Regions from separate parts of the Homo sapiens genome. Here regions 1 and 3 are each linked to region 2. A link is a loop called in an ENCODE intact Hi-C map of the cell type or tissue named here. Cell type or tissue: OCI-LY7. All regions are shown on one strand. Region 1 overlaps AUTS2 (activator of transcription and developmental regulator AUTS2). Region 2 overlaps AUTS2 (activator of transcription and developmental regulator AUTS2). Region 3 overlaps AUTS2 (activator of transcription and developmental regulator AUTS2).

Region 1 (5,000 bases), 170 kb after region 2:
GTGTGACAAATGGATTGTACCTGCTGCTGGAAAACACAGCCCTGTCCCACCCGCCTGCACACACAAGCCCTCTTCCCCATCTTGCAGAGCCCAACCTAGGGAGCAGGGAACAGAGAGCTGCCCCGCGGCACCATCTGTTTCTGCCAGCATCTATGTTGGGCCCCGCCGGTTACATCTGTTGAGAAGAACAGTGTACTTGATGAGTTGTTGGAAAGAAATGTTTAGTCTCCCCCATCATCTCTGTTAGCCATTACGAGGCTGCTGGGCTCACGTGGGTGTATCTATGTGTGCTTCCTCTCAGGCCTCATCTGTATCAATTGGAAATCAGTCACTGGGAGTTAGTTGCAGTCAGCAGGGACCCAAGGCATTTCCCAGTGACATCAATTCGTCTTCTCTTGCAGAAATTCAGGAAACAATTAAAATTCTGATGCGTTCCAGGGAGGATTTCAAATAAATCAGCCGATAGCTGATATCTTGTAACTCTTGGTAGCAAAGCAAAATTAACAACCCAGCCGCATCTGTGTACAGTATGCTAAAATAAAGAAATTAACCATGCATCACCTCCAATAGAGGAAGCAGCTGGCCTGTTCTCAACCTTCCCATAAGTACCCAAAACCTACTGATTTGTTAAGTTGTCATTCTCCTTATGGACATCAAGGACTTCCTGCATATGCCAAAAACTGAGCTGGCCAAATAATCGGTAAGTTGCGGAAAATCCAGGCACCGATTAAGCTCAGTTATAACTCCCATGTTATGCAGAGGAAAGCTGACATTTTGAGGCGGACCCAGTTGATAGCTGCTGAGGAGGTAATACAGGATGCAAGTAGGTTTGGCAGCAGGTTTAGCCAGAATTTTGTCAGAATTTGAAGATTTTGGAATCATAATCAGATAGCCAGTATTTTCTCTCTCCCCTCAAACCAAATGCATTGTGCAAGAACTTGTGTTAATTATCCCTGTTAATTACAGTGATACCACCTCAGCTTTTCCAGGCTCTTTTTTGCAGCTGTCTTTGTGGTGATTTCTTGTCTTACCACTTGCTGACCAATGGAACTCACCATTCTTGCTAGGTTCTCTTAAAAAGCAGCATAACAAGAACCGGTCGGGAGTATGTTCCCTTGAAAAATAAAAATCTCAGCATCACACCCAAGTAAAAGCCATGTGCCTTATTGAAGTTCTAAGTCTATAGTGTGTTTGTGTACATGCCCGTCACATAAAGTGATTGTTTATTAGTTTCAGTGGATTTTTTTCCTAGAAAGATGCATAAAATTTTAAAGTAAAAAGAATATAGTGAGCCAGGTGGGGTGGCCCACACCTGTAATCCCAGCACTTTGGGAGGCTAAGGTAGGAGGATTGCTTGAGCCCAGGAGTTCAAGACCGACCTGGGCAACAAAATGAGACCTCGTCTCTACAGAAAAGTCAAAAAATGGGCCGGGCGTGATGGCTCATGCCTGTAATCCTAGCACTTTGGGAGGCCAAGGCGGGCGGATCATGGGGTCAGGAGATCGAGACCATCCTGGCTAACACGGTGAAACCCCGTCTCTACTAAAAATACAAAAAATTAGCCAGGCGTGGTGGCAGGCGCCTGTAGTCCCAGCTACTCGGGAGGCTGAGATAGGAGAATGGCGTGAACCCGGGCGGCAGAGCTTGCAGTGGGCCGAGATCGCGCCACTGCACTCCAGCCTGGGCGACAGAGCGAGACTCCATCTCAAAAAAAAAAAAAAAAAAGTCAGAAAATGAGATGGGAGGATCGCTTGAGCCCAGGGTGTTGAGGCTACAGTGAATTGTAATCGCACCACTGCACTCCCACCTGGGTGACAGAGCGAGACCCTGTGGAAAAAAAAAAAAAAGAATACAGTGGCTGGAAAACAAAACATCACTTGAAAATTTTCCCACCTTTTAAATTCCCAGCACTGGGAAGGAAGGGGTCTGGTATGGTAGTGATCGTAGGGTCAGCTCAGGAAATGGTTCATAGGGTGAGCTCAGTGAGAATCACATTAGGATGAGAGGAAACTCTTAAGCAGAACCACAGTGGGGACATTCAAGAGTGGTGGAGAATGAATGCCATTCCTCTGCCTGTAAGAGGGCACATTATGAGAAAGGTCAAAGAAGTAAGGAATGGAGGAAGATAGGGAGGTCTAATCAGGGCAGAGAGAACAGGAAAGGGTCCACTTAACCCCTTAAAAACAGCAACTGTTGTCACCCATCTAGTGCTTACAGCACCTGGTGCATTCTGGGTGCTCAGCATACAATCCCTGATAATCATCACACTTTTGCCGACAAAGTACAGCCATAAATTACTTCCCCCACCACCTCCCCAGTCAGCAGGGAGCTGCTTGCTACAAATGAGTGAAAATATTCAGGTACTCTTACACCTAGAGATCATGGAGAGAAGTAGTTAGGAGCTGTGTACTATTGAGATAGGAAGCTCTTCCACACACCTTGCTGTGGGCTTCCTTTGCACGCTGCACTGGTTACATCAGACATGCTTTGTGCTCTGCAGCCTTCCTATTTAAACATTTGCCCTCAAAAACTTCACGACAAGCATATGAATTAGCAGTTTTTCCAACCTAAAGAGAATTATCTACTGTCTCTAGATGATTCTCAAAATATGCTGATAGCAATTTGAAGCATTATAAATCTATCCAGGTTGGTTCTGACCATGTTGTAGAAGTAATTTCAACTGGCACGTCACATGAAGGAACAGATTTGAAAACAGTGGTATGCATGCCCCTGAAGGTTTCATCTTGGCTAATGGTCTCACCACCTTATGGCACTACTTTGGATTGTGACAACGGTACCAAAGAAAATGTCTATAGTCTGGAAAAGATTTATCACTAAGTATGACTGTCTATCACTCTGGATGTACCCCCTTGTTATAAATCTCCAGCAAGACTGATCACTTGGTATACGTAAGCATGTAGGTACATGCATGTACAAGTCAGGAGTGTGCTGTGTACTTGTCTAGTATCACTTGGTGTATTAGTATATATATATATATGTGTGTGTGTGTATTTATGTATGTATAATAACTCATAGCAAATGTGTGGACATAGATGAGAATATAGGTTATTAGTTTGGAGAAAGACTTACCAGTTTGTGGACATTGTATATACAGAAATTCTCAAGATTTCTCACATGATGTGTGTGCATGTGGGCTTGTACATGTGTGTAGGTGTGCATTCCGACAGTGTCTTCCATGAGCGATGTAGGGTATTATTGACTTGAGGAAGCAATCACTGCTTACATGAGGAGGCGTGTCATCTTGACCAGCATTTAATGGGAGGGGAAAGCCTAACTCCGTAAAAACGCAACTGTTAAATCTTAACTGCCTTAGCCTTTCATTCTGAGCTGAGACGTTATACTAAAATTTCTAAAGCAGAGACATTGTTATTTTTCACGTATTATGCTAATAAAAATAGTGACTGGTGTGACTTAGTGATTGGAGAAAAGGGGCTTAGGACTGTAAATATTGGTAGACTTTCCTTTCGGTACACCTTTATAAGTTATCCATTTAATCTTAAAGGAAATTCAAATGCCAATTCAACTGGGAAATCAAACTCTGATGCAGGCAACTCAGGGACCTGTTCTCTGACCCACGCACTTGAACAGTGTTCACAGTGAGAACAGTTGAGTGCATTTAGAAGCTAGATCCACTTCAAGAAGTTAGCAGTAGGAAGCATTTCTTTTCCTGTTGGCTGGGATGTAGAGGGGTGTTAGAACTTTTTCCCTCTACTTTTGCAAGTATGTTTTAGGGAACTTTATAATTAGCTTTTGTGCATATTTTAATTATTTTTGCCCATCATCAGGTGGGATTAATTTTGACTGAGAGCAACAGTGTAGTGGTTGGTTTGTCTCATGTAAAAGGAAGGCTGGGCCTAGGCTGCAGCTCAGTGATGCTACTAGGAACTGAAGCACTTCCTATTACTGCTCTACCTCTTCCCCATGTAGAATGCAGTCATTACTTATGTTGCCTCACAGTCATAAGTTGAACTTCAGATTTCATATCTTAAATCTGGAAAGTACAAAAGGCTCTGTCTTAGGAGGGTTTGTCTTTTATTTATTTATTTATTTATTTATTTATTTATTTATTTATTTATTTCAAACAGAGTCTCTATCGCCCAGGCTGGAGTGCAGCAGTGCAATCACGGCTCACTGCACCCTTGATCTTCTGGGCTTGATTGAGCCTCCCACATCTGCCTCCAGAGTAGCTGAAACTATAGGCATGCACCACCACACCCGGCTAATTTTTGTATGCTTTGTAGAGACGGGTTTCGCCATGTCTCTCAGGCTGGTCTGAAACTCAGGCTCAAGTGATCCGCCCTCCTCAGCCTCCAAAAGTGCCAGGATTACAAGCGTGAGCCACTGCGCCTGGCTGGGTTTACCTTTTTATTCAGGTAAGGACAGTCTCTTCTGGGATTTGTAGCAATCATTGGCCAGAACTATATCAAATAGTCATCCCCTACATATGAAGGAACTAAGGAAATAAATTATTATTATTATTATTGTTATTATTATTATTATTATTATTATGTTTGAGATGGAGTTTCACTCTTGTCACCCAGGCTGGAGTGCAGTGGTGCGATCTTGGCTCACTGCAACCTCTGCCTCCCAGGTTCAAGTGATTTTCCTGCCTCAGCCTCCCAAGTAGCTGGGATTATAGGCACCCACCACCATGCCTGGCTAATTTTTTGTATTTTTAGTAGAAATGGGGTTTCACCATGTTGGGCAGGCTGGTCTCGAACTCCTGACCTCAGGTGATCCGCCCGCCTTGGCCTCCCAGAGTGCTGGGATTACAGGCACGAGCCACCGCACCCAGCCAGAAATCAATTATTTTTAATTAAACATATCACTGCCCTGAAAAAAAAATGGGATTCTCCTTAAAAAGGAAGAAGGGAGACGTGTACCTGTAAAAGAGCACTGCTGGATGATATATTCCCCTGGCCTCTGAAAATGCACAGTGGTCAGGCCAACCGGCTCATTTCTATTGCATGATATGCACA
Region 2 (5,000 bases):
TTCAGCCTCCTGATTAGCTGGGACTGTAGTCACATGCTACCACCCATGGCTAATTAAAAAAAAAAAAATGTGTGGAGACAGGATCTGACTATATTGCCCAGGCTGGTCTTGAACTCCGGGCCTCAAGTGATCCTCCAGCCTTGTCCTTCCAAAGTGCTGAGATTACAAGTGTGAGCCACCCCACCCAACCTAAAGTTGTTTTAAGCTTATTGTGTGCATGTTGGTTGTGTCACCAGCCGGGAGGGGCTTATAGGCTGCAACACTGTTTTCTTTCCTATACTACCTTTATTATCACGTAATAACTAAAATACGTACTATCTGTTTTTAGGTGGATGCTCTGCTTCTCTTGATAGATATGAAAGCAGGATACCTATCTTCCACCCCTGTGTTTTTCTTTTTTCTTTTCTTTTCTTTTTTTTTTTGAGACAGAGTCTCACACTGTTGCCTGGGCTGGAGTGCAATGGTATGATTTCGGCTCACTCCAACCTCTGCCTCCCAGGTTCAAGTGATTCTCCTGCCTCAGCCCACCATGTAGCTGGGAGTACGGGCACCCACCACCATGCCGGGCTAATTTTTTGTGTTTTTAGTAGAGACGGGGGACGTGATTTCACTGTGTTGGCCAGGCTTGTCTCGAACTCCTGACCTCGTGGTCCGCCCACCTTGGGCTCCCATCTACTCAGATGTCCTGTCTTCACAGGGGCCCTCTTTGACCACCCTCTGTAAAACTGTACTCATATTATTCACTATTCTTTACCTTGACCCTGTATTTTCTTAGCACTTATCACTATTCGATATAACATTTTATATTCTTCACCACCAACCCAGACTAGAATGTCAGGTCCCTGAAAGTGAGGTATGTGCCATACTCACCACTTTCTCCCCAGTATCCAGAGTGGTGTGTGGTACATAGCGAAACTCAGTAAGTATTATTGAATGAATGAATGAACACAGATGACTAGAAAAATTTCTAGAAAATTTTAAAACATGGGCATATTAGCCATGAATTTAATTTATAGTTTTGTTGTTTTCTTTTGGGTATTCAAAAATATAATTTCATTTGTTTATATCTCTAATGAGATAGTACAGTATTTGTGATTCTTCTAGTGTGATGGCATGTACAGTTTCATTGGTGAGTATATGTGACCTACTGTGCCAGGTGGAAATGGAGTGAATGAACATTTTGGGGGGAACTAAAAAGCAATTTTCAACCTTTTTGATAAGCTAGGTTAATACTGTCTTCTCAATAAAAAGTACTTTTTCTTCCTCTTATAATGTTCATGGTCTTCATCTGTATGTGTATATTGCCGATTTAGGAACTAAAGCCGAAATGGATCTCAGACTATTTCCCACAGACTGGTAGCTGTATCCCCTCTGTCAGCAAGTATTTGATATCTTCAGTGAAAATTGTTTCTTTTTCCACTTTTAGCTTCTGTTTAGTTTTACAAGTCTAAACAATTTTTGGCAAGTGCTAGGGGCTCACCTGATGCACTTTTTAATGCATTCCACTCCTCGTTGTTATTTTCTCTGTCCAGTACACATGGTGCTCCTTCCCCCTCATTGCCATCCCACTTTGGCAGAAAGCATTATGGATGCTGTGTATGTAGACTCATCACCCAAGCCAGCATGCATGGGAGAGGGGGCCTCTAGAATAATAATTGTTACTTGGTGTTCTCTGTACTACTCTGTTTAATCTCCCTGCTTACCACTTACTGCCTTCGTAAAGTAAGCTCAATACAATTATTTATTGCAATTTGTGTAGAATGTCAGATGTGGAACAGACTTTGCACACTCATCAGATCCAGCCCCTTTGTTATTTAGATACAAAGACTGAGCCCTCAGAGAGGAGTCTTGCACTAGACTCTAGACCTCCCTTGGGCAGGGGACTTTCTTGTTCACTGTTGATTCCTGCTTGTCTAATACAGTGTCTCCATGTAATAGGTGCTCAATAAAAAATATTGCATTTTTCAAAGTCTCATATGTAAGTAGTGATGGCAGGGCCAGAACTTGAACCTTGCATCTCCTAGTTATTTGTTCATTGTCACTGCCACAATTATCTCATTGTAGTTTAAAGAGAGTCAGCTTCCAGTCTTTTAAAATACAATTACCTTTAATTCATCTGTGGTAAACAAACAGCAGCTGTCTCTCATTGGCATGGCCGCAGTTCCACCACTGAGCAATTCTAGAAACTGACACTATTAACCATTCTGCTAAAAAGGACTCTTCTACTCATATGATATCCTGGCTGTGTCCAAAGTGTAATATTTAATTGCATTTTCTTAATCTTTACCACTGTATTGCTAAGCTTTCTAATACCTTCAAAATACCAAATCTCAGGCTTATCCTAATTAAAGAATCTCAATTTAATCCATAATGCATGACAATTCAATTTGTTGATTGCTTTTTCTCCCCCTCTTTGTGAAATTCCCGTCAAATGTATTAATTCAACATGATGAATCCTGTATTCAACCCACTGGAGTGAATAATTAAAATTAGCTGATAAAACTTTCAGCAGAATTACTTTGTGAAATTGCTGAACAGATGTGTCATTTTAATGAAAATCCACAGACAAGCTCCTTCTCCCCCTCGGCAGGATAAAAATATTATCCCCTCGGCACATACTTAATTTGGTGGTAAATACACTCGGAGCGATTGCTGGAAGGGAAGAAAAAGCAACTTGTCACACTTAGTAACTTGATTTTTCCCCAGCATGCAGTAACAGCTATCTACAGTAATTCATAGTGCTCTATTGTTGCTGCAAGTCCCAAAGAGAACTTATTAAAATGCAATAATCTCCTATTTAAACAGAAACAATAACCATTAAATTTCCTGTGGATCCAAAATTGAGCACAAGCCCCATCTGGTAAGAGTGATTAGAGGCCTGATGAGGGAATTTAATTTGCAACATTCAAAGACTAAATCTGAGCAGATCTTGTCACCTGGGACTCGAGTGCTGCTTGCTGTCTTCTTAAAAATCTCGACCTAAACTGAAAATGGAATGTAGAAGTGAAAATGTTACCCAGGGGCCACCCCCAACAGTATTGTGTTTCATTATGTCTCCAGCAGGCCTAGTGAGCAGAGGGGATTTTAGTGCTGTCCGCTTTAGCTTTGCCGGCAAGGCCTTTTGACAGGACCAACACTAATGCTGTCATTTCCTCTACTGCCCTGTGCATCTGTCATGTGGCTGCCCCTCTTAGATCGTGGACTGCCTGCTCCCTCCCTTCTTATTTACTTTCCTCTTTTAGCTTAGCAAGTCCTCTCTCTAACTTTAAGAGTTCTCTAGATCTCACCAGTCTCCCTTTCCTGTCCAAGGAGTCAGATGCTTTCAGCAGGCTACTTTGAGCACCACTGTATCATGCTTTACATTTTATGTCTCCTCCTTGCCTATAGACAGTACCCCCTCTGAGTTTATTATTAGTGTTTTTTTTTTAACTGTAGGAGGACTAAGATTTATTGCATGTTATTAGTAAATACAAATTGTCATTTTCCTCCTCTTCTTAGCTTTTCTCTTACAATCCCCCACCTTATTTATATTACTTCTGAGCTCCAGAGAAACAAGATATGCGTGCACTCATCATCAGAGAGATGTGTTTCTGTGTATGTGTGTTTGTGTGTGTGTGTGTACATGCACTTGTTTGTGTGTGGTTATAGGCCTGATCAGACAGATGTCAGTTTATCAATTAGTAGAACTCCCTAATTAAGTATTTGCTTTGAGCAATAGAGCTCTTATTGGTTGTGAGGTAACTTGGCAGGAGGGAGGCAGTTACCGATGTAATAGAGATGCCTGAGCAGATAGTTTCGTTGAGCAGATACTATTTGATGTCCTTTAATCATCAGACTCCTCCACTTTTCCTTCTTCTGGGCTCCTGATTTATCCCTAAACAATCAGAGCCTCTCCTCCATAATTTTATGAACTACAAAATTTACAAAAATGTTTTACAAACCCTCTGCCTCCCCAGTATCTTCTCCAGCCCCCATGTCTTGGGGCAGGCCACATCAGGTCTCTCTGGCTGCTTCCTTTCCCAGGCCCTACTACCTACTCTGGCCCATCATATGTCTTTTGAGAAGATGATTTTTCAGTTCTTTTCTTTAGTTTAGAAAATCAGAATTAATTGATTAATTTTTAACCCCTTCTACCTTTCTCCTCCCCTACCATATGAATTCATGCAGAGCCAGCCCTGCAACCTAATTTTTTTTGTTTTGTTTTTGAGACAGAGTTTCCCTCTTTTTGCCCAGGCTGGAGTGCAATGGTGCGATCTTGGCTCACTGCAACCTCTACCTCCGGAGTTCAAGGGATTCTCCTGCCTAAGCCTCCTGAGTAGCTGAAATTACAGGCACCCACCACCATGCCTGGCTAATTTTGTATTTTTAGTAGAGACAGGGTTTCCCCATGTTGGCCAGGCTGGTCTTGAACTCCTGACCTCAGGTGATCTGCCCACCTGGGACTCCCAAAGTGTTGGGATTACAGGCGTGAGCCACCATACCCGGCCCCTGCAACCTAATTTTTAAGGAGAGGTGGTAAGGTTCATTCCATGAATCATACCACTTGGAATTCTTGAAAAATTAATTGCATTTATTGCACACCTACTCTCTGTAAGGCAATGTACATAAGAATGGAGGAGATACTAAGAAAATTGAGTCCCACTCCTATTGCCGATCGGGAAAGTACGGCATAAGCACATGAATATTTAGAGGTCCTGTGGTTTAAGTAACGGTAGGTAAGGAATCATTGGGCCAGATGGGATCAGTGACTCACTGAATATTATAATCAGAGATGTGAGTGCAGAATAAGGAGGAGATATGACTGGGGACTGGTGTAGTTCTTAGAGGTTGCCTGAGCTGGCTAGCGTGACATTCCTACTAAGCAATGAGCCTAGCAACCAGAATCTCCCAGCCCCGGTAGCCAAGGAGCACAGGTGGTAGGCTATAGAAGGAGATTTAATGCAACACAGCTGGGTTCAATATGGTGCCTCTTTCAGAGCCCTGGCTACAATTGATGTAAC
Region 3 (5,000 bases), 220 kb after region 2:
GGTGGCAGGCACCTGTAATCCCAGCTACTCTGGAGGCTCAGGCAGGAGAATCGCTTGAACCCAGGAGGCAGAGGTTGCAGTAAGCCGAGATCACGCCATTGCACTCCACCCTGGGTAACAAGAGTGAAACAAAAAACTCCATCTCAAAAACAAAAAATAAAAATTTATATATAAAATACCTAGAATGATGTGGCCCGTAATAGTAACTACTCGGGCCGGGCACGGTGACTCACACCTGTAATCCCAGCACTTTGCGACTGAGCGTTTCCCTGCTCAGTCACACTGATAAACCACCATCGCCTTTGAGTTTCTAACTCTGCCTATCTCTGGAATCCACTGAGGAGGAAAGTGGGCTTAAGGTTTGGTCTTGGATTCTGAAGGTGCAGACCTCATCACCACCTGCTGCTGTGCAAAGCACACTACTGGACCTCTCTAGAACCTCAGCAAGAATTCATACCTCCCAAGGCTGTGGCAAAGATGAAATGCAGGCCTCGGGAGTGCTTTGAGCTCTAGACCATTCCACGAGCTGCTGTTCCTGTTGTCACTGGACAGTAGGGCCCACTGCTGCTTCATAGCCTAAAGCCAGGTGGAGGGAGTCCAGTACCCTTGTTGATTCTTTGCTTCCCTTTCCCTTGTCAGCCACACCCACCACACAGACTTCCACATACCCATGTGTTGTTGTTGTTTGTTTGTTTATGTTCGTTTGCCAGTTCTGACTTAGGAGCAAGCCTTTGGTGCTGAAGTTGGTACTGTTCTCACTCCTGAATGTAATGCCCATAATGGATGGAGAATGTCAGGGGAATTGTGGGTAATAGTAAGATTACTGTCATATTCCCAAACCCTGGGGTGGGTGGGAAGAAGCCCCTAACCATGCAGCTTTATTTCCACTGTGCTTGTGGTGGGGCCTGGACCACCTTATTCCTGGTGGCCTTCATCTTGGGTGCTACAGGTGGCAATGGCAAGGACTGAAGTGGGGAGAGTGAAGATGCCCGCAGCATCTGTGCCTGGCCCTGGCTCATTCGTCTGATTGGATTGTTAGCAAGCCAAATATGACCTGGCCTGCAGGGTACAAGAAGACATGGAATACCTGGTAGGCAGCTAGATAGGAACGCGGGACTTCCCAGCAGCTGAGCGTGGAGAGGTGGTTCCCTACCTGGCTACACATCACAGTCACTCAGAGTGCTGTGCTCAGAGAGGCACTTTGGCAATACCCTGGACATTCCGATTCAGAAGTTTCTTAGGCAGGTGTGGTGGCTCATGCCTGTAGTTTCAGCTACTTCAAGAGGCCAAGGTGGGAGGATCACTTGAGGCCAGGAGTTCAAGGCTGCAGTGAGCTGTGATCATGCCACTGCACTTCAGCCTGGGTGACAGAGTGAGACTCTGTCGCTACAATTAAAAAAAAGAAGTTTCCAGGTGAGGTACAGGAATCTATATTTCTAAAAGCAACCCTGGGACTACTGATGCATAGCCTGCCTGGCAAATACACAGTTTTTAGGAGAAAACCATGAGCTTTGGGGTCAGGGAAACCTGTTTTTGGTAACAGCTGTGCTACTTACTAGCCATGTGAGCTTTGTCAGTCACCTACCGGCCTCTAAACTTCAGTATCCTCAGCTTTAAAGCTAGTGTGGTACTAATACCTGCCTCACAGGATTGCTGTGAGGATGTAATAAGATGTTTATGCACAGGTTATATGTATGCACATCATGGTGCTTTAAAAACCCTCAACTTCCCCCTAACCCAGCACGGAAGTTCAAGGGCAGACTGGCCCACTGGCTTTGGCTCTGGTGCCCCCAGCCACTTCCCACCAACTCCATCCATGTAAGATTTACATAGCCATGGCCAAATTGTTACTGCAATTAACAATCACACCTAAAAGCTTTTACTTTTACTTTTACTTTACTTAAAGGGAACTCTTAAAGAGTGTTTACTTCATATCATTAGCAAATCATTGTTAATTCTTGTGATACTCACCGTAATAACATCTATCCAAATGAACATGTTTGCTCTTAATGCGAGTGTCATGTGCAATTTGGGAGAAATTCTGTTGTCATTTAGCATTAATTAATGCCCACTTACTGTAAAGTGTTCAGAGACACCAATATCAGCGAGATTTCCAGACCACATAGACAGGACAGAAGAGCTGGGAAGGGGCCAGAAGCCACTAGCAGGGCTGCACTGTGACTGAAGGCAGTGGCCCTGGGCACACTTCTCTGCTGAGGGCAGGCAGGCCAGCCTTCTGGCTGGAGGATCTAGGTGTCCACCCATAGGTGTTCAGAGCACACAACTGGGCCATCCCAGCCTGGCTCCACTCACTGTGGCTGGAAGGGGTTCTGCCTCTCCATCCCCAGCCCTTCAATCCCACACAACCACCTCTGATGACCTCTCCTCCCAGCTGCAGCCACCTTGGATGTTGATTTTTAACCTGATTTCACCTGGCTGCACATGTCAGCTGGTGGGCCCTGGAGTGTGAAGTGTGACTTGCTTGGGCCCCTGCAGCCTTGCCTCCCTGCAGCGACTTCCTGCAGTTTGACTTTGGGGCAGCGGCTGCCGGAGAAGCCTGAAAGTTGAGCTCAGGAAGTCATCTTCATCTCCACCCCCAAGCAGGTGCTTGATCAGGACTGTTTATTAATGTGTTCTATTTTCTCAAATGCGTCCTCCAAAACAGAGTGTGTGTGAGATACTACTCCTGTGCCTGGGACAGTCAGTGTGACAGTGAACAGTGCTGCTCTAGGTGTGGGGACACAGCCTTACGTTCCCTTTCTTCCAGGCAGCTCAGTGTAGTGGAAACTACAATAACTGACCGGGGCTGTGCCCACCAGCTGTGTGAGGGGGCCTCAGTTTTCCCACCTGTAAACGGGGCTCACTTTACCCACCCCGTGGAATGGTTTAATTAGGTGTGATGAAGTCCTGCATGCCACAGGTGGTGCTTAGTAGCCATCGCCTTATTAAAAATGCCAGTGATCACCGAGGATCATGATTTCCCTCCCCTTGTGTCCACACCTCAGACACGTCCTCTCTCCTTCTGGAGGGGTAGGAACAGAGGAACAGTGCCTCTCACCTGAGGAGGGAACTTCTCTGAATCCACCAGGAAACCCAGTCACAAATCACACAGAAGCAGTGTTCATTTTTTCTGTCCACAACCAATATGACTAAAGTACGGTGGAAAGACAAGTATTTTTTGTCCTGGTGAGGAAAGGTGCCTTGATATGTACTTTTTTTCTGCCTTGTGGATGGACTGCATTGGACAGAGGTGGGGGTGGTGGAGGGAGTGGAATTTACCATGGTGGTACAAATGAGTCAGTCTGCTCAATAGGGATGTGTCCCATACAGAGCCGCAGATGCCTGGTTTAAAAGACTCAGGCTGCAGTTAACTATGCTAAACTCAAATTTTACTGAGTGGAATTTAGTCTTTCTCTGATGATTAAAAGGCCCTTCAGAATCTTCTGAGCCGTTTTGTTGAACAGTGCTTTTTTGTTACTTCCTGGGTGTAGGAAATGGTGGGGAACAGAGGGTTTTGCTGGAACACCCACTGGACTTGTGTGTCCTCCTCTCGGTTTCTAAGGGCCCCTCAGGCCACACGCCTCCCATTTCCAAGAGAGTGAGAGGGGCCTAGAAAAGGCTGAACACAAAGCCCCACAACCGCCAAATTCCCTTTCAAGGGTGTTACTTAGTAAACATGAGCCCTTGAGCCCACATTCTTCCAGACTGTGTCTGCCTCAGGCCACCCCTCCTTCTAGAAGGAGCAGTGGGGGCCCTGGCAGGAGGCTGCCGGCTCAGCCTGGAGTGGCCCACAGCAATGCTCCAATTCACAGTGAAATGATTTCCTCTGCCTCGTATAATTTAACCTGCCCACATTGCTAAACTTCTATATTACACATTTCTGTCAGGATGTCAGAAGAAATGATAAGCCTCCTTGAAACAGCAACCTCTATTACATGCTAAGAGCATTGCGCCTGGCTCCCCCCAGCTCTGGTCCTTCTGGTATGTTTCTGAGATTTTTAGCATGGTCTCTCAAGTATAAAGAATACCCTACTTCATGACCCCAGCCTCTTGTTAGCTGATAGATGAAATCTTTTCTAAAGCTGACTCTCTTGTCTATTATGTTTTCAAAATTCAAGGTTTTAGATTCTTGGATGGCTGCCAAGTGGCCGGGCTTTCTTAGTAGGTGAATTGCTCCTCTCTTTTTTTGATCCTTAAACAGGAAGTAGTTGTTTTTTAGGGTGGAGGGAAGCGGGAGGCATGTTCCACCTCCCTTCTCCCTTTGTTGATGTTTCCAGGCAATTGGTGGGGAATTTTTTCAGGAATTTCTCCTCGGGGACCATACTTTAGGAATAAACCCAAACACGGAAAAGCCATTTCCTTGTCTGGTGGGAGCTTGTGTTTTCTCGCTAGATTGTGTCACCCAGAATTTGTTGTGGAGCTTCTTGACAATTGTGCTGTGCACGTGACTGCAGCATGGACCACTGAGGGGGAATAGCACCAAGCTGCTCCATCCACACGGGAGACACTTGCGAGATCTCAGGGCCATGGACAGTGCAGCTGCCTGTCGCTCCCTGCAACTTACTCCCGACCCGGGCCTCCTCAGAGACAGCCACAATGCAGACAGTCCACACATAGGATGGCTCAGGACTCTCTTCATTATTAGCTGTGGTTGTGTGGTTTCCCCGGGAGAGAGAACTAAGACTGAGTTTCATTTAAACCTAAAAGTGAGGAAGAACAGATGCCATATTCCTACCCTTAGTTGTTAATTTGGATTACAAACACCCATGCTTTTCTTCAGGTCATTAGTCATGTGGCTTTTTTCTTCTTTGTCTCACTAGATTCTGTGGGAACAGATTTCTTTCTGCATAGCATTTAGTGGTGGGAAAATGATGTTTGCTGACCATCCTTGAAATTGAGGCACAATGTAGTTCTTGATTAGGAAGACTCTGGAATAAGCGCCCAGGAGAAATGGAAGGTGTTTGGTTTCCAAAAGTGGTACCTTCAACTCTTTTTGTAAG

What was found. A loop is a pair of places that touch in the nucleus more often than their neighbours do. Peaks named below come from ENCODE experiments on the same cell type or tissue, not always from the same donor. Only the 100,000 strongest peaks of a DNase experiment are listed, where the experiment ranks them.
Region 1: a loop joins it to region 2, with 5 times the contacts of the local background. A loop is called at or near these places in 1 of 110 quality-filtered maps.
Region 3: a loop joins it to region 2, with 2.8 times the contacts of the local background. A loop is called at or near these places in 1 of 110 quality-filtered maps.

The regions. Positions count from the first base shown.
Region 1 is chr7:70,406,347-70,411,346 of GRCh38, forward strand. All of the region lies in intron 4 of AUTS2 (activator of transcription and developmental regulator AUTS2), which reads left to right. Among named protein-coding and RNA genes, the nearest start is that of GALNT17, 720 kb to the right of the region's middle. In OCI-LY7, CTCF peaks have their summits at 3,832 and 4,035; DNase peaks (open chromatin) are centred at 555, 2,445, 3,895, 4,215 and 2 weaker places; H3K4me3 peaks cover 3,557 bases; H3K27ac peaks cover 5,000 bases.
Region 2 is chr7:70,235,248-70,240,247 of GRCh38, forward strand. The region is part of intron 4 of AUTS2 (activator of transcription and developmental regulator AUTS2); the gene reads left to right. Among named protein-coding and RNA genes, the nearest start is that of AUTS2, 640 kb to the left of the region's middle. RefSeq lists enhancers at 1,998-3,382, 2,691-2,800, 2,821-2,990, 3,311-3,390. In OCI-LY7, no CTCF peak of the experiment used is centred here; a DNase peak (open chromatin) is centred at 3,074; H3K4me3 peaks cover 1,023 bases; H3K27ac peaks cover 1,893 bases.
Region 3 is chr7:70,454,400-70,459,399 of GRCh38, forward strand. The region is part of intron 5 of AUTS2 (activator of transcription and developmental regulator AUTS2); the gene reads left to right. Among named protein-coding and RNA genes, the nearest start is that of GALNT17, 680 kb to the right of the region's middle. In OCI-LY7, no CTCF peak of the experiment used is centred here; DNase peaks (open chromatin) are centred at 1,692, 2,532, 3,342 and 3,932; H3K4me3 peaks cover 2,449 bases; H3K27ac peaks cover 4,718 bases.